Linked DNA regions of Homo sapiens: all the other regions are linked to region 6. Evidence: chromatin contacts called from ENCODE Hi-C or POLR2A ChIA-PET data. All regions are on one chromosome and are shown on one strand. The core of a region is the stretch at or near the end of the contact, and the rest is flanking DNA. Distances in the headings are between cores, read along the strand shown. Region 1 overlaps LOC105374007 (a long non-coding RNA gene). Region 2 has its middle 20 kb from the start of CPOX. Region 3 has its middle 220 kb from the start of COL8A1. Region 4 has its middle 8.7 kb from the start of GPR15. Region 5 has its middle 30 kb from the start of CPOX. Region 6 has its middle 98 kb from the start of LINC00973.

Region 1 (3,042 bases), core at 501-3,000, 490 kb before region 6:
CCTGAGCCTTGCAAGCATCAGCAGTTCTGTGGCTCTTCTGGTGAATGCTACTTGTGAATAAGCCTCTCAAATCACAAAATGGGAGGAACTTTCACTAAGGGAAAAAGCATGGGCAATATTTAGCCACTTCCCAAAGCCACTTGGAATATATGTTGATTTATTCTTAGGAAAAACAAGACTAGAACAAGAAGTTTATTGAACATTAAAATTATTTAAAAAGTTAATGAATAGCTGTTTATTAACATGCTTACCTCCTTCTTCACTTCTCCAAAAACAAAGGAGCGGTATTTATACCCCAGCAGGACTTGCTTGAATACAAGGAACGCCATCTAATGAAAATCCCATGCCGCAGGCTGAGCTGGAGGGAGCATCGTGAGTGGCTCAGACCCAGGCCTTCAAGGCAAGGGACAGACACCGTCTTACTTGGTTTGCGGTGGAATATCTGGAAAAAGCATTGGTTACATTTTTTGTAACCCTTGGCTAATGAGTCCCAGTCAGTGGAGGCTGAGCTAAACACCACACAGGCAGCAGACCATCAGCTCGCTTCTCATGAATGCAAAGAAGATGTCATGGAATCAGGTCTTATCTTTTCATGTAACCTGGCAGCTAATTTCTCCCTTAATTAGTTGTAACACCGTTTATGCAAAACAAAGGATTTTCTTATTTCCTTAAACAAAAATTGTGCTGGAATTCTAGAATTTATTTTCTAAGTATGTAATTAAGCACATTACAAAAAGACATAATTGCAGGTCAGAGATTTTCTAGTGGAGACTGTTACCCATGTTCTCAGGGTGTTGACAGGATACGCTTCATCTCCCTGGTCCTGCCCCCATGTTATAATAGCTAACAGTTTTTTGGTATTTTTAAGTTTGCAAAGAGTTTGGATATGCAGAATCTCATGTGGAGCTCCTTATTAGGATTAAAGGGGGAAGAAAAGAATCAGAGAGTAAAATTTTAGAATATTAATGCTTGGAGGCCTTTGGGGATCACTTAGTCTAGCATTTTCCAAATTGTAACCAGTAGAATACGAGTTCTAGAAAATGATATTTGAAAATAGAGTTCCAGCTGGGTGCGGTGGCTCATGCCTGTAATCCTAGCACTTTGGGAGGCCGAGGTGGGTGGATCACAAGGTCAGGAGTTTAAGATCAGCCTGGTAAACATGGTGAAACCCTGTCTCTATTAAAAATACAAAAATTAGCTGGGCATGGTGGCACGTGCCTGTAGTCCCAGCTACTTGGGAGGCTGAGGCAGGAGAATCACTGGAACCTGGGAGGCTGAGGTTGCAGTGAGCCAAGATCCCGCCACTGCACTCCAGCCTGGGTGAAAGAGTGAGACTTCATCTCAAAAAAAAAAAAAAAAAAAAAAGAAAAAAGAAAATAGGGTTCCAAAATGAAATGAGGTTGGGAAACCTGGGACACTGTTTCCCCTCCTGGAGATTTGCAGTTCATATTAACATATTATAGGCTTTGGGGATTCCCAAAATAAAAAAAAAAAAGTATTAAGTTTCTTTTAATGAAGCATTTCCTACTTTTATTTGATTATGCAGTATCTCCCCTCCCCTCATATATATATATATATTTAACATTTAAGGAAACCAAAGCCTTACAGTTACACGGTTAATTGGTGGCAAATCCTCGATTTCACAATTCTCGGGCTCCAGATTATTACATCACTTGCTAAGGTCTGTGAAGTACTCTGACTGTGACTCACAACCGAGGACTTGTGGAATAGTGACTGGGCCACGCGACTGCACTCTCTTAAGATTTTGGTTTGCCAAGTCATTCTGAATCTAATGATCTTTGGGTGATTCCCCAGACTGAGGAGGAAGCAACAGCAGCTGTGCATTGGGCCCACAGAAAGAATGGTTGAAGACTGCAGTGTATTTTGAGTTTCTGCTTTGGAGGGGAGGGTTGGTCCTGATGCCCACAGACGAATGGCCTCCTGGTTCCAATCAAGGCCAGCCCAAAGTAAGTCAGTGAAGAGGTGAAATGTGACTTCAGAAAAACTCTGCTCTTTTTTCATTTTACTATATAATCCTTGATATAAGTGTAACTACACTTTCACATCCTCAGTGCTTTTGATAAAAATTCTGCTCTGAGAGCTTTTATTCATATTACATTATAAGTGATTGATAACTACAGTTAAAGGTTAAAGTGTTTCCTATCCCACAGGGATTTCCATTCCACCCTAAACACTGTGCTAAAAAAAATAAAGCTCTAAGGGTGGGTCTCGAGGCGAGTGGTGAGGGAGAATTTTTTCCCCTACATGGGGACATAGGCTCTGAAAACCACATTGGATGGATACATATCCTTTTCATGCTTGAATAAAAAATATACATTTCTGGTCCAACCGAGTTTAATACACATCTTGACATTTTATTTTAATATTTCTAGTAAGATATCTTTTTTTTTGCAAGATGGAGTAGCCTTATTGAGTCCCTAGGGTACAATGTCACTTGATTCTTCACACATGAAGAATGTGGTTTCATTTTCTCAGTTCTCTGATAAGTAAATGTAAGGGTTCTCTCTCTTCTTTGAGGAGATAGGAGAACATGCTCAGTGCTGCATAGTACTATAGACTCATTAATTCCTTGACAGTGAGTAGCTGTCATATTCCAGACCTGGGGAAAGAGAGACACCTAGGTCATGGCTTCTGTCCTCAAAGAGATTACCTTCAAGAGGAAGCATTCATAAATTTATATAAACAGATAATAATAATTTGATAATTTCTATAATGGAGATCTATCCCAAGAATGTGGGAATAAATCTTCATGTTAAAATGTTTTGAGTTCTTTGACAAAGTCAAATCTGTCTGAAAAGTACTTTAATAGAACACAAATTTTATGCTAATTTTCAGGCCTTAAATCTAGGCCAAAGTCATGGGTAGTGCTTAACACATAAATAAGTTTCCTGTATGATGTGTGTGTGAGGTGAAAACCTTTTCACCCTTAACCTACTCCCCTCACTGCCATCATAAATGGTACAAGCTTTTAAGGTGACATTTGTGTTTAGTGTGGTCTGAAGGCCTTTGTTATTGGAGACA
Region 2 (2,716 bases), core at 24-2,523, 400 kb after region 6:
CAATATTCCCTTTGCCTCAGCAAGTCCCTCAGTTGGCTGTGGTTCTTTACCTGGTGAGGTGACATGAACCTTTGAAGGATTTAATGTTATTTGATTAGATTGAAAATGACATATTCAAATTTTTTTCTAGCATATAGAATTTATTTTTATGTATTGACTCTGCATCCAATATCTTAGCAAATGCATCTATTAATTAAAAAATTATCTCTCCTTTTTTTGGAAGTTTTACATGTATAGCCATGTTATCTGTGAATACTGACAGTTTTAATTCTTCTTTTCCTGATCTTATAATTTTTATGTCATTATCTTGCTTTATTGCACTAGCTAGAACTTCTAATAGAGTGCTGGATAAAAGTGGTGAGAACAGGTACTTGTCTTGTTCATGATATTGAAGAAAAACTTTTAATATTTTCACATGAAGTATAATGTTTGTTGTATGTATTTAGAACTATTTTTTTAAATCAAATTTGGAAGTTCTAACCTATCCCTACTTTGCTAGGAGTTTTTTAAATTGTATTTTATTTTAACATAATTGTGATTAACATGTAGTTGTAAGAAATAATGCAGAGAAATCCTATGTTTTCTTTACCAGTTCCTTTCAATTATAATATATTTAAAAATGATGGTACCAAAAAAATGGCAGATAGGAGGCAGGACTAACTTGCAGTTCCCACTTGGATGGACAGAGCAGCATGTGGAGACTCACACTGCGAACTTTTGCTCTAAGAACTACCACAGGAATGTATCAGGAGTGCCGAGAGAATCCACAGACTCTGTAAAGGAAGTGGATTGGCGCTGCAGGTTCCGTGAGACAGCTGAAAAACTGTGAGTGCCCAAAGTGTGAAAGTGTGAAAGGGGGATCATCTGCTCTGCCCCCAAACACACATCCTCACTGGGGAACCTGAAGGCCCAAATCATGGGAGAAGTATTTGACCTTACCTGGAGCTGAGACAAATTTAGAGAGCCAGTGAAATACAGGGGTCTCTACTTCTAAGCAACAGGAAGAGCACTGTGGGCACTCTCGGTCCCCAGGAAAGCCATTTCTGACTTTGCTCACAGGGGTCCTTAGGGAGGGCTGCCTGTGAAATTGGGGAAAGACCACAGGGAGAAGGAAACTTTCAGCTGAGCTTTGTAACAATTTCAACCCAATGTGAAGTTTTTGGGACGGAACCCGGAGAAAGGGAGGAACTGAGAGTGCGGACTCAGCACAGAAGCTGTGGCAGGCGGGGAGGCATGAAACCTGAAAGCCCTGCTTTCGTTCTCAGTGGAGGGGCTTGCAGCCTGGGACAAGTTCTCAGCCCTGCTCACTGGCCGCCTGGCTATAAACTTGGTGCTGTTGTGGGGGCAGGGTGGGAGTGAGACTGGCCTTTCTGGCTGTGTGGGAACTTGGTAAGGCCTGTAACCACTAGCTTTCCCCCACTTCCCTGGTGAACTGCATGACACAGCACAGACAGCCATAATTGCCCTGGGAACATAACTCCATTGGACTGAGAACCACACCCTCATCCCCTACAGCAGCTGCAGCAAGCCCTGCCCAAGGAGAGTCTGAGCTCAGACACCCCTAACCCTGCCCCAACCTGATGGTCTTTCTCAACCCACCCTGGTAGCCAGAGATAAAGAACATAATCTGTCCGGAGCTCTACGGCCCCACCCACCACCTGAGAAACCCAAATTCTTATCCAGGTGTCACTAGGGAAAGCCTGTATCCTCCTTCCCTATACTACCTACAGCTGATGCTCTCTTGTAAGCGCCACCTCCTGGCTGGAGGCCAACCAACACAAAACTTATCCAGACAACCCTAGGGCAAACTTGTATCCTCCCTATACTATTGCTGTTGAAAGACCTGAAGACAGATCACATCACAGCACCCTTTGCCAACACTCCCTAGTACCAGCCCAGAACTCGGAAGCTCCACTAGGTGGCCAGACCCAGAAGAGAAATAACAATCACTGCCGTTAAGCTCTCAGGAAGCCCCATCCCTAGGGGAAGGGGGAACAGCACCACATCAAGGGAACACCCTGTGGGACAAAAGAATCTTAAAGCAGCCCTTGAGCCCCAGATCTACCCTCTGACATAGTCTACCCAAATAAGAAAGAACCAGAAAAACAATTCTGGTAACATGACAAAACAAGGTTTTTTTTTTTTTTTTTTTTTTTTTTTTTTTTAAATCACCCCCAGAAGATCATACCAGCTCACCAGCAATGGATCCAAACCAAGAAGAAATCTCTGAATTGCCAGGAAAAGAATTCAGAAGGTCGATTTATTTTATTATTTTATTTTATTTTATTGAGACAGTGTCTCACTGTGTCCCCCAGGATGGAGTGCAGTGGTGCAATCTTGGTTCACTTCAACCTTTGCCTCCCGGCTTCAAGTGATTATCCTGCCTCAGCCTCCTGAGTAGCTGGGACTACAGGCACACGCAACAACACCCGGCTAATTATTGTATTTTTATTAGAGATAGGGTTTTGCCATGTTGGCCAGGCTGGTCTCAAACTCCTGACCTCAGATGATCTGCCCGCCTTGGCCTCCCAAAGTGCTGGGATTACAGGCATGAGCAACCATGCCTGGCCCAGAAGGTCGATTATTAAGCTACTTAAGGAGGCACCAGAGAAAGGTGAATATCAACTTAAAGAAATCTTAAAAATGTTACAGGACATGGATGGAAAAATTTCCAGAGAAGTAGATGGCATAAATAAAAAAAATCTCAACTTCTGGA
Region 3 (2,810 bases), core at 301-2,800, 410 kb before region 6:
ATGGAAAATATAATCGGGTTTTACACCTAGACATTCCATTGCACAGGGACGAGCAGGAGACAGATGCCTTCCTGTTATCTCAACTGCAAAGAGGCCTTCCTCTTTTACATGCAAGAGAAAAACCCATATAACAAAGAGTCCTCTTTTTATGAAGACATTTTCCACCTTCAGTTGAATTAAGATGAAATTACACAGAAAAATCATTTGTTATATTTGTGCTATAAAATGTCATATGTAACATCTGATTTATGACTACAAAGATCAATACAATGGCTCATTTAACATGAGGAAAATTTAATTAATAATTCAGTACTAGAGCAAACAAGAAGTATAATTAAAGAAATACCATTAAAAAGACTTGTCAATTGAACAAAAAGCTGACTGTTTTCCTTAGGAATGGAGAAACTAAAATGAAACATTTGCATTGAAGGGACCTGCTGGCTTTATAATCACATCTGCTAACCAGTCTGCATCCTTGGCTCACAAAGATCCCCATGACTGCTAAAAAAATAAAAGCAATGCTTTCAAAAACATTTCCCCTTCATGTAACCTAGCATATTTCAGCAGTCCGTGTTCCCAAAACTTGTGGTTGAAAAAATCTCAACTTCATGCCTACATTTCCTGAAAAGAAGATCAGCCCAGGGGTGAATCAGTAACACATGAAGCTTGCTCTCCAGACACAAATAGAAATACACATCAGAAAAAAACACTGGCATAAAGATGACAGAAACCTCATCATGTTGAGTTGAGAAGTCAATCCTATTATTAGTTAACAGAGATTGAGCGTCCTTTGGCACTGGATGGTGCCAACACCATTGCTAGGTGCTGTAGAGAACATAGAATTAGGCAAAGTCTTGCCCAGGGGGTTCATAATCACATCAGACAAACCAGACACTAACACAGTCCAGCAGTCTGGAGTGGAGAGAGCTGAGCTTACATGGGGAACCTAAGGTCAATCTGTCCATGAGAATTCTCAGTTTCACTCCAACTCTCTTGTGTCAGAAAAATCTGGGGAAAAACCTTTGACATACTATCATGTGATTTCCATTTCAACGTCACCCAGGAAGCCTGTTTTGCAAAGGAGTACAGTTGAGTTTTCACTTGTCATGTAACCGGGTTCAGAATAAATTCAGTGAAACTATTGGCTTAGTTTATTAGAGAAGGAAGGAAAAACTCACAAGGCCAGAGTTATTAGGAGGAGAAGTAAAGTTATGTAGGTGAACATCCCACAGAGAAGCCTGGGGGCCAGACTTCTGCTGAGCCTGTATTACATACTGTATAGATGACCATTTGGTGGTGGGTCTATTCTTACCTCCACTCTGTCATGAAAAGTCAAGGTTACATAAACGATATTGACAAGTGAGCTGGGCTGCTTGGCACCAGGTAGTCTGAATTTGACTTGTCAGTTGTTAACAGAAGATTTCTGGATGTATCAGTAACCCAGCTATTAGAAACACTGGAACCCGTCTGATATTCATAACATGAAAAACAGGATGTTGCTGTTCACATGGGAGTCTGAGATTAAAAAGCAGTAGTATGCATGTGAAAACTCTTCTCAAGGTTGGGTTAGATCATTTCCTGTCCTCCTATAGCACTTTAGTACTCACCACCATCATAGAATTAATACTCTGTGTTAAGGTAATTGCCTATTTGTATCTCTCCTTAGCACTTAGACAGTACATGATACATGGCAGGTTCCAATACAAATTTATAATAAATAAATGCTGTAACGAATGTAAGCAAGCTGTAACTCTGCATACTCTTTGAATTTCTGAAAAGAATTCAAGTATGATAAGTTTCAAAAATCTTCACACAGTCCTCCAATATCCTAACTTTTTTTTTTTAAAGACAGCCCATGGGCCCCAGTTTTACATTTAAAATGTAGGATGTTTTTCATAGTTGGTTGGAATAACAAGAGTATCAATTTCCTCATCTAGTCCATAGTTCCATGTATACATAACCAGGTATGCATTGTATACATGGAATTCCTTCATGCTATTTTTTTTGTATATAACAGTGCCTATGTAATTTGAACTCAGAATAGTAACTGTTTGTGAATTTAAGAGCCATGTGGTATTTAAATAACAATTCTACTTCTTTAAAGTTCCTTCAAGATATTTTGCAGATTTTTAATAGAGAAAATGACTTTTAAGAAACCATGTGTGAAGGTAATATAGACAGACTAGCTTCCAGTAAGAGTAATGGATTCTTATCCAGACTGCCTCGGAGTCCATCAGCTGGTGACAGACAGAAGAGCAGAAGTGTGCCCCAAATGTCATGTAAACATGTTAGTTCTAACAACTAAGCCAAACCCAACATTGCTGAAGCTAAAGTGAATTAAAGGACCTGCCATACATATGTGGGTTATTCCCCCTCCCTGAGAAATAGGGCATGGGAAAAGTTTGGCTTTCTGAAAACATCAAAAATAGCTAGAAAGGAAATATTTCTTTAGTTCTCTAATGGGCTGAAAAGGTAGAGGTTTATAATTTAATCTTAAACCAGTCTCTCATATCTAATATTTTGGGAAAATGCTGTCTTGTGCTGGGTTGAAGACCCTTTTTAGAGATTTTTTCATTAATAAGCAAACAGATTGGTCTTTTTTAAGTGCAAGATCTTTACGCTTGGGTATGACTGTTTTCCTGGATTTAAAATAATTCCCATGTACTTTATTTCAGTTGTGTGGAGAAAAGTATATTTTACAGAAACACTCTTTTCTAGGAAATAAAATACCATGGAAGAATTATATAACTGGAACACAATTTCAAAAATCAACTTATCTAATCTACACGTTTAGACATTAGAAATCTTTG
Region 4 (2,700 bases), core at 178-2,677, 470 kb after region 6:
TGATATGGAAGAAGCCAAGCATATGGCTACAAAAAATGAAGATGTGGCTTCTTCTCTTCCCCCATCCCCAGGGTGGAGGGAGCTCTCTTCCTACCTGGTGGACAGACATGGCACCAGATGAGTCACTATGCAGGATGCAATAGTTGCTGTGCTAAGAGACATTATGGGAGAATAAAGGTCCTGCCTGCATGCTGAAATGTTCATCACCATTTTCAAATTTTAAATGCATAGCAGTTCTAAAACTGTTGCTTTTAAGGAATTGGGTACTTGTAAAGGAAACAGCGGGTCATCCTAGAAAGAAACAGATGATTACTAGGGGAGGTCTCAAGGCCAATGTAGGGATTATACTCACAGATCAGAAACACAGTAATTGAAAAACTAGAGGACCTACAACTCAGAAATGATGTTTTATAATAAATTTAGCTACTATTTTTATCTTGGGTACTTCATTGAAAGCCTAAACTAAATTTTAGCTTTTTTTATTACTACAAAATTAATGCATTTTTTTTTGGAAAATACAAGTAATAATAAATATAAAAATCACTTGTAACTTCACAAAGTTAACATTTTGCTGTATAGGGTTCCAGTATTTTTGCATTCATATATGAATAAAATAGTCACAAATAATGTGGTCATCCTATAGATATAGTTTTGTAGTCTGCTTTTTTCACTTAATTTCATTGGATTTATTATTAAGGTCTTTCCACTTCAGTATATGGTACAGTATTTTTAAAGGCTGCATAGTATTCCATTGTAAGAAAGTGCATGAATTTTAATTTACTCAGTCAATTTGGACATTTGGATTGTTTTCACTTTCCTGCTTTTATGAACAATGCTGCAATAAAAATACATGTGCATATGTCTTTTCACCTGGCCGTAATGATTTTTTAGGGCAAAATCTTGGAAGTGGAATTGCTTTTGATATAGGTTTCTAAATTTTTTCTACAAAGCTTAATCAATTTACACTCAATAAGCTTCCCTCACACCCGCAGACCCAATCCTGGTCAACCTTAGTATTTAATGTTTCACTCTTTGTCAGTTTAATAGGTAAAACCATATTTTGTTTTTTTTAATATTATGTATCATGCTAAATATAAATTTACAAACTTTTTGGCAGTATTCTTTTCTATGTTTGAATTATTATAGGAAAGACACATTGATTTGAAATCCTGAGGACTAAGTTATACAGTTCTGAATTGACTTTTACTCAATTCTTTACTGATTTTCCGATTTTTAAGCTATTTCTATTAACATACACAAGTCAGGTCTGAATTGCATAAACATCTTTTTTATTAGAAATAAGGTAGCCATTCTCATCTATCTTCAAGTGCTCTGAATCTGTATTTTTGCTTTAAACATGAAACCACAGGCCAAGTTTCGTTTCTCATTTACCACTTCTCCACCTGAGTTGTCAGTTTTGCTTTTGCTCTAACTCAAGGCCAAATGAAAGGGCATCTCATTAAATCACTGTGCTGGGCAAGGTTCATGTAAAGTTATCTACTTTGCTTTGCATACTTTTTTTTAGTTTGTCATTTGGAAATAAATTTAAACCTAATACTGTTCAAGATGTGTTCTTGTGTTTAAAATAATGAGTCTATACGTTTAAAGTCTTAAAGATTTTTAAGACTCGAGAGTCTTAACATCTATAAAGACAATGATAGCATTTTCATTTGAGGATGCTAATGTGAACACTTTAAGGAAATGTAACAATGTTTAGGAAATAACCATATCAAAATGACAATTACATAAGTGACTTGTATATGGACTAAGTATGGGCTTCTCCTAAACATTGGAAAAGACCAAGGAAAGTTATTTGACTTGTAATTTTCATTGCATATACCGGGCTCTTCTTGGGTGTCACTATTTCATTCTTTGATTAAAAAAAATAAACAACTATGTGGATTCTAAACTCCATGAAAAACAAGTTCTGCTTCTACCTTTTTAACTCCTATAGAGTCGAATAAAGTGATATACATATATCACTATATATATTTATTGTGAACAAATACAAATATATATATATATATATTTGTTCAACCTTTTTTTTTTTTTTGAGATGGAATTTCGCTCTTGTTGCCCAGGCTGGAGTGCGATGGTGTGATCTCAGCTCACTGCAACCTCCACCTCCCGGCTTCAAGCAATTCTCCTGCCTCAGCCTCCCGAGTAGCTGGGATTACAGGCATTTGGCACCATGCCCAGCTAATTTTGTATTTTTAGTAGAGACAGGGGGTTTCTCCTTGTTGGTCAGGCTGATCTGGAACTCGTGGCCTCAGGTGATCCACCTGCCTTGGCCTCCCAAAATGCTGGGATTATAGGCGTGAGCCATCACGCCCCGCCTCAACTTTTTTTTTTTTTTTTTTTACGTAGAGATGGGGTCTCACTATGTTGACCAGGCTGGTCTCAAACTCTTAGCCTCGAGTGATCCTCCCATCTCGGCCTCCCAAAGTACTGGGATTACAGGCCTGAGCCACTATGTCCAGCCATGTTCAACTCTTTAGTAGAAATTTCAATCCATTTATATGCTTTTTGTAATTGCTGATATATTTATGCATACATATGCCATTTTATTTTGTGTTCTTTATTTACTATGCTTTTTCTTTGCTTTATTTTCTCCTTTCTTGTATTCTGTATTTTGTTAGTGGATAAAATAGTTAAATTCATCTCAAGTACTTCAGTCTGAATATTAACAGCAACATTCAA
Region 5 (2,950 bases), core at 410-2,909, 450 kb after region 6:
AAATCAGTTAAAGCCGCACTGAAGACATTAAAACAAACAATCAGATATTTGATACATAGAAAGCTGGGCAAATGACTGTTCAGCACTTTAAAGGTAGGAAGAAGAGGAGACTAGATCAGTCAGAGAGAAAGAGTTTAGTCATTTTCATATCATGATTCTTCCCTTCCCAGTGGAAAGTATATATGAGCATGTATGTTTATGTAATATAGATAGATGTGGCAGTAAATTGCCTTTCACTTTCTCTAGTCAAAATCAAAAATAATAATTTTTAAGCTAGGAAAATTCAGTAATTTGATGAGGGAATTTGGCTGGAAAAGTGAAAAACAATTCAAGGATAGGTATTTATAAATATATCAGAATATTATACATGTATTTTTGTATGCACATGTGTTTTATTTAGGAAGGAAATAACATGTTAACTTTTGCGTATCTTAATTTTTTATTCAGCATTGACTTCCCACCTGTTGTTTAACTTTTTCATTCTTTGTTTTTTTTTTTTTTTTTCCGTTGTGGTCAAGTGCGTATCGAAGACCACCTTAGCTTAGCTGAGAACGTTGTACTTGTGAAGCATTTGAATGTGGGCCACATCAAAGGTGAACAAAATAATTCATTTCCTGGCCCTGCTCAAGTATCCTCACCCTGAGAGTCTGCCCCTGTGGGCCACAACACTGCCACCCATAACAGTCACACCTCTCTTTAAACCCAGGTATATTTGGTATCTGTAACTCTCACCTGACTCTCACATAACAGTCAAATTATTTATCTCTTTGTAAACTTAAATTTACATTTATATGCTCCATCTCTCTTCACACCAGCTAGTGCTAATACCCAACACTGAGGGTGCCAGACAGTGTTCTAACATTACTTAAGTTAACTTAGTCAATATCTGAAATAACCCCGAGGAAGTTATTCTCATTGCATGCCTGAGAAAATTGAGGTGTGGAGGGTTGAAGTTTTTGCTCACCCCCACAGAGCCAAGTGCTGAGCAAAAGGTAGTCTGGGCTGGGTGCCGTGGCTCACACCTGCAATCCCAACACTTTGGGAGGCCAAGGCAGGCAGATCACTTGCGACCAGGAGTTTGAGACCAGCCTGGCCAACATGGTGAAACCCTGTTTAGTCTCTGCTAAAAATACAAAAGTTAGCCAGGTGTGGTGGCATGTGCCTGTAATCCCAGCTACTTGGGAGGCTGAGGCACGAGAATCACTTGAGCCTGGGAGGTGGAGGTTGCAGTGAGCTGAGATCACACAACTGCACTCCAGCCCGGGCGACAGAGAGGGACCCTGCCACAAAAAAAAAAAAAAAAAAAAAAAAAAAATAGTCTGGCCTCTGACATCACTCTCACCCAGAATTATGAAAGCTCAATAGGAATCAATACCTTGTCTCACAGTTTAGGTGCCTCCAGCCCCTAACCATTATTTGCATTCAAGAAAGGAACTGTAAATGTCTTATGGTTGTTACTCTTTGAAAACAAATCCTATAGTTATGGAAACAAACAAATAAAAAATGCTAGAGAACTTGTATTCTCCTAATACCATCTTTGATTAAGCTTTTACTGAGTTCAGAATTAAGGAATGTTAATGATACGAAAGCTTTTATAGCACTGATTTTTTTCAAAGTACCAACCTGTGGTTTGGTGACACAACTATAGAAACATGGATAGAAACTCCCTATTATGCAACAAACCACTTCCTGCATCTGTTTATTCATTTATTTGCAGTGTTTTAGCTAAACTCTTATCCACTTGTAGGGTCATATACTTGCAACTGTATCACTATATGTAGCATAAATATCACAAACTGCTGAAGAACATGGACTTGGTAGCTAGATTTTGAGGTTAGAATTCAATGTAATTCTGTATAAATAATACATACCTCAATAGGACAGTAGAAAAGATGACCTATGTTAACAAATGTAAAGCAATTAAAACAGTGCCAAGCACATAGTAAGTGCTTTATACATGTTTACTATTACTATTAAAACTCCAAAATTTCAGGAAATATACTTAGTTCAGCCTTCTGTAATCAGAAGTTTTGACTCAATTTAACCTGAGAGATAACAAAGTGAATGCCAGGCACGGTGGCTCACACCTGTAATCCCAGCACTTTGGGAGGCCGAGGCAGATGGATCATCTGAGGTCAGGAGTTTGAGACCAGGCTGGCCAACATGGTGAAACCCCATCTCTGCTAAAAATACAAAAATTAGCTGCGCTTGGTGGCACATGCCTGTCCCAGCTACTCAGGAGGCTGAGGCAAGAGAATCACTTGAACCTGGGAGGCAGAAGTTGCAGTGAGCAAAGATTGTGCCACTGCACTCCAGCCTGGGCGACAGAGCGAGACTCCACCTCAAGAAAAAAAAAAAGAAAGAAAGAAAAGAAGGAGGGAAAGAAAGAAAGAAAAAGAAGGAAAGAAAGAAAGAAAAGTGAAGCCTCTTTTCAGAGAACATCAGATCTTAGTTTTGGAAGGAAATCCAATTGTATGCTGCTCACACTTCTAATATACCTAAGAGGTAATAATAGTGATTCTGCTTGAACATTTCCAGTGATGGAGAACTTAACTACCCCTCAGAAAATTTCATTTTATAATTGGATAATTTAGTTATGAATAAACTTATATTTTATATTGAACAGAAATCTACCTTTCCGTAAATTCCACCTACTGGTTCCAGTGGTTAAATAGCAAAGCAGTGGTTTTTAAATTGTCTTGTGCAGAAATGTTTCAGAAGTTCTTAAAATGTTTGATCAAAATTTCATTTTTTTAAAAAGACATTTTTGAATCATTTGTTAAAACTGAAAAATTTAAAGGATGTGTAATATCCTTGGGAAGATTGCCTAACTTCTCCAATTCTCATCTTTTTCATCTACAAAATGAGTATAATTAGTAGATGAAAAATAAGTCTTCAATAAATGTTAACTGCATCTGTATAATTCTTATATTATTTGCATTTTGATACC
Region 6 (3,063 bases), core at 249-2,748:
CTGGGGTGATGGAAATGTACTCTATCTTAATTTGGGAGGTAGTTGCAAGCTTGTTTTCATTTATCAAAACTCATTTAACTGTCTACTTAAAATGGGTGCATCTTATGGTATATAAATTATACTTCAATAAATTTTATTTTAAAAATATGCAGAAGTAACTATATTTATATGTGACAATGGAAAGGACCTGCAAACAGCAACACTCCAAATCAATGAGCACACCTAGTACCCAAACTTTAGTGTTTAAATATAATTCTCATGTAAAGGAACCAGGAATTCTTGGGAAAATGGCTGGTTTCAAGGTTGAGGAAAACACAAAATGAAACTAGAATATGTTGTTGTGGCAGAAACTCAAGAAGTACTCAAAAAATAATGGACAGTGTCAAAAAGGACAAAGAAGCCAGCTCTAAGGGACTCCTGCTGGCCAACTCTGAGAGAATCTGAGTATCAAAATGTATAAGGATAGTAACAGATTATAACCCACTAAATTAAACAGGGAACCTAAATAAGAAATAAATAAATGAGTAAATTGAATATGATGAAGAAAGAGATATTTATTTGATTTTAAAAGTATCTTCCCTCAAAATACTTTTTAAGTACAAAGTAAAAGGATGTAGGAAAAGGATGTAATGCTACAGTGAAGAAGCATGGCAGACACCACTTCAATCAAATGATCAAAGTAAGCATCATTAATAATGCAATAAATTGAAATTGCCACCTACTAGGGCATATGAGGAGACTGCATCAGTTTTGTGACTCTACTATTAAAGACACATAACCTGAATCTATTCCTAGAGATGTTACTATACGCATCATGCCAACTTTAACTTATAGAAATGCAGCAAAAATCTCAAATGTTTCCTTCTGGGTCAGCAGATACCCTATACACAGTACAAGCATTGATAACTCTTCTTATTGTACCACTCATCCTTTCCTCCCTTAGACATATCTCTGATCCATCATCTTAATCTCTTTGCTATTTTTATATCTTTAGATATGCAGCACATTTTTCTAATTAGAGCACTTCTACTTCCTCAGAATTTGTATAAAAACAGATAGCAACATGAATATCACTAGAAGATTTTATCTGGAGACTAACCTCGTATCTTTTAAAATACCAGATCTCTGTCAAGAACAAAGTTTCCACAGGACAGTAGATTATAAACATCTGGCACCCAATGGCCAGTGATTCAGTTACTGGCTGACATTTCAACCCTGAACTCATCTAGCAAATGGTGTCTAAATTATAATTTCTGCTAAGCCTATAAATAAGGAGATAGGAGGCAGCACCTGGAGACTCCGAAAGCATGAGCTGGGGTCTTTTGTCATGCTTGGTATAGCACAGAAGCTTTGTAAAAAACTTAGTCACCTGGAGGTCAGTGAAAAATGACAGTGGCAGCTGCAATCACTCAAGTACAAAGAGGAAAAAATGTTTCTTTGCTGGACTGCATGGTTGGCTGGGCACTAGCCACTTGTGACGAGAAGAGAATTCAATTCATAACCTCACTATGTTCCTTGGGCGGCCCATGCATACTTCCTGACTTCTGTAAGGGTTACTGGTAGCACAGCTTCTCAGCCCTTTGTCCTTATTTGAGCATAGAACACTAAATCCCACTTTTAACACCATTGGTAAGAGAACATTAAATCTCCAGTCTCTGGGGTACTCCACAAGCCTGATCTCAACCTGGGAAAGAATAGTTCTCACCTGATGGAGCAAAGCCTGTCAGAGAAACAAACATACCATCTGATTTTTAAACTCCAAAATGTGCTTAAATTTTTAAACATTCCATCTCTGCTAATCTATTTAAGAAATGGAGTGATGGAAGTGAATACCTAAGACTAAGATGAGTCTTCCACCAGAGAGCCAAGCTAACTCACTACTTTAGGAGCAAGAGCTAATGCTTTGTTGTAAATCTAAGAATGCTTTGCATCATTTTTCCACTGTTCATTAAATGAAATGTATACCACTTAATTATTATTCATGTGACAGAATATTTTTATCATAATTATATTTCAATTTAGGCTCATTTCAGAGCTAGAAAACCCATTAAACAGAAACCCTAATATCTTCAGAATTATTGAGAAGAGAGCCCTGACTATATAGTCACACTGCTTCATTCTCTTGTCCCCTTCTGGTGAGACTTCAAGAATGTACCTTCCATTGACCCATTCTCTTCTCCTGATAAGTATACATATTTAACAACTGAATTCATTATAATTAATGCCCCCTAATATACAAAGGGCCATGAATCTTTAAAAACAAGAAAATTGGTGAAATCAGGGAAAAGGAAATATAACTGGCCAAAAACACATTAAAAGTGCTAAACCTAACTGATGATTAAGGAAATAAAAATTGAAGAAATTATACTATCAGAATGGCAAAACAATTATTCAATGATAACAGCCATTGGTAAAGATGTGAGAAACTAGGTAGTTGAATTGAAGCTGATAAAATCTCCTTAGGGAGCAATTTGGTATTATGTTTTAAAATGTAAAACTCATATTCCCTTTGAGCTAGCTCTTCCATTTTCAGAAAGTTATGTTATAGACTCTCATATACACACACTAGTATATATACACATATGTATATATGTGTATAAACACACATGCTAATTGCCATTTTAATTTTTTAATTAAAAGCAACCTAAATGCTCACTGATAAGAAATATGTTAAATATAATATATAGGTATATATACACACACACATTACAATGTATTGGCATATTCATACATTGAAAAGCTGTGACATCATGAAGACACCAAAGCAAATCTAAATGGAGCTGTCTCTCAGGTACACCAAAATAATAAACATATTTTGGTAAAAATTGTGTGTGTACATATATATATATATATATATATATATATATATGTCTTTTATAACTACATAAGCTTACATAAGCATACAACGTTTTTGGAAAGATCCACAAGAAACTCTTTACAGTGGTTAGTTCTGGCAAAGAATACAAAGGGTCCAAAATGGAAGGAAAGCTTATTTCTGTCATCATGTACCAATTTGAACTATTTGAATTTTGTTCATGTGCATGTATTACTTGTTCAATAAAA

Evidence for each region. A loop is a pair of places that touch in the nucleus more often than their neighbours do. ChIA-PET counts read pairs that join two places held with the same protein, here RNA polymerase II (POLR2A). Pooled maps may share reads with other maps.
Region 1: a pooled map shows a loop between it and region 6 (3-fold over the local background). The contact joins two enhancer-like sites. A Hi-C loop is called at or near these places in 7 of 168 maps with a recorded cell type or tissue (IMR-90, MCF 10A, PC-3 and 4 more) and 13 of 50 pooled maps. POLR2A ChIA-PET finds 5 or more read pairs at or near these places in 1 of 52 experiments (AG04450).
Region 2: a pooled map shows a loop between it and region 6 (2.5-fold over the local background). The contact joins two enhancer-like sites. A Hi-C loop is called at or near these places in 1 of 168 maps with a recorded cell type or tissue (endothelial cell of hepatic sinusoid), 1 of 37 single-sample maps with no recorded cell type and 2 of 50 pooled maps.
Region 3: a pooled map shows a loop between it and region 6 (4-fold over the local background). The contact joins two enhancer-like sites. A Hi-C loop is called at or near these places in 1 of 168 maps with a recorded cell type or tissue (chondrocyte), 2 of 37 single-sample maps with no recorded cell type and 3 of 50 pooled maps.
Region 4: a loop to region 6 is called in a pooled map, with 3 times the contacts of the local background. The contact joins two enhancer-like sites. A Hi-C loop is called at or near these places in 2 of 50 pooled maps.
Region 5: a loop to region 6 is called in a map of OCI-LY7, with 4 times the contacts of the local background. The contact joins two enhancer-like sites. A Hi-C loop is called at or near these places in 1 of 168 maps with a recorded cell type or tissue (OCI-LY7) and 2 of 50 pooled maps. POLR2A ChIA-PET finds 5 or more read pairs at or near these places in 1 of 52 experiments (OCI-LY7).

Annotation. Positions count from the first base shown.
Region 1 is chr3:99,504,824-99,507,865 of GRCh38, reverse strand. The region is part of intron 1 of LOC105374007 (a long non-coding RNA gene); the gene reads left to right. It overlaps LOC105374005 (a long non-coding RNA gene), which reads left to right. Exons shown (of 5, transcript XR_007095985.1): 4 at 280-1,967. Among named protein-coding and RNA genes, the nearest start is that of COL8A1, 130 kb to the left of the region's middle. Within about 2 kb of position 1,750, at least 7 of the 41 ENCODE cell types and tissues checked have a DNase peak (open chromatin) inside an H3K27ac peak, as active enhancers do.
Region 2 is chr3:98,611,862-98,614,577 of GRCh38, reverse strand. No RefSeq gene overlaps it. Among named protein-coding and RNA genes, the nearest start is that of CPOX, 20 kb to the right of the region's middle. RefSeq lists enhancers at 999-1,148, 1,459-1,528. Within about 2 kb of position 1,273, at least 3 of the 41 ENCODE cell types and tissues checked have a DNase peak (open chromatin) inside an H3K27ac peak, as active enhancers do.
Region 3 is chr3:99,417,056-99,419,865 of GRCh38, reverse strand. No RefSeq gene overlaps it. Among named protein-coding and RNA genes, the nearest start is that of COL8A1, 220 kb to the left of the region's middle. RefSeq lists an enhancer at 1,001-1,140. Within about 2 kb of position 1,550, at least 3 of the 41 ENCODE cell types and tissues checked have a DNase peak (open chromatin) inside an H3K27ac peak, as active enhancers do.
Region 4 is chr3:98,539,303-98,542,002 of GRCh38, reverse strand. No RefSeq gene overlaps it. Among named protein-coding and RNA genes, the nearest start is that of GPR15, 8.7 kb to the right of the region's middle. Within about 2 kb of position 1,427, at least 3 of the 41 ENCODE cell types and tissues checked have a DNase peak (open chromatin) inside an H3K27ac peak, as active enhancers do.
Region 5 is chr3:98,562,505-98,565,454 of GRCh38, reverse strand. No RefSeq gene overlaps it. Among named protein-coding and RNA genes, the nearest start is that of CPOX, 30 kb to the left of the region's middle. RefSeq lists a silencer at 2,020-2,079. Within about 2 kb of position 1,659, at least 10 of the 41 ENCODE cell types and tissues checked have a DNase peak (open chromatin) inside an H3K27ac peak, as active enhancers do; they include OCI-LY7, where a contact is called at or near this core.
Region 6 is chr3:99,010,651-99,013,713 of GRCh38, reverse strand. No RefSeq gene overlaps it. Among named protein-coding and RNA genes, the nearest start is that of LINC00973, 98 kb to the right of the region's middle. Within about 2 kb of position 1,498, at least 2 of the 41 ENCODE cell types and tissues checked have a DNase peak (open chromatin) inside an H3K27ac peak, as active enhancers do; they include OCI-LY7, where a contact is called at or near this core.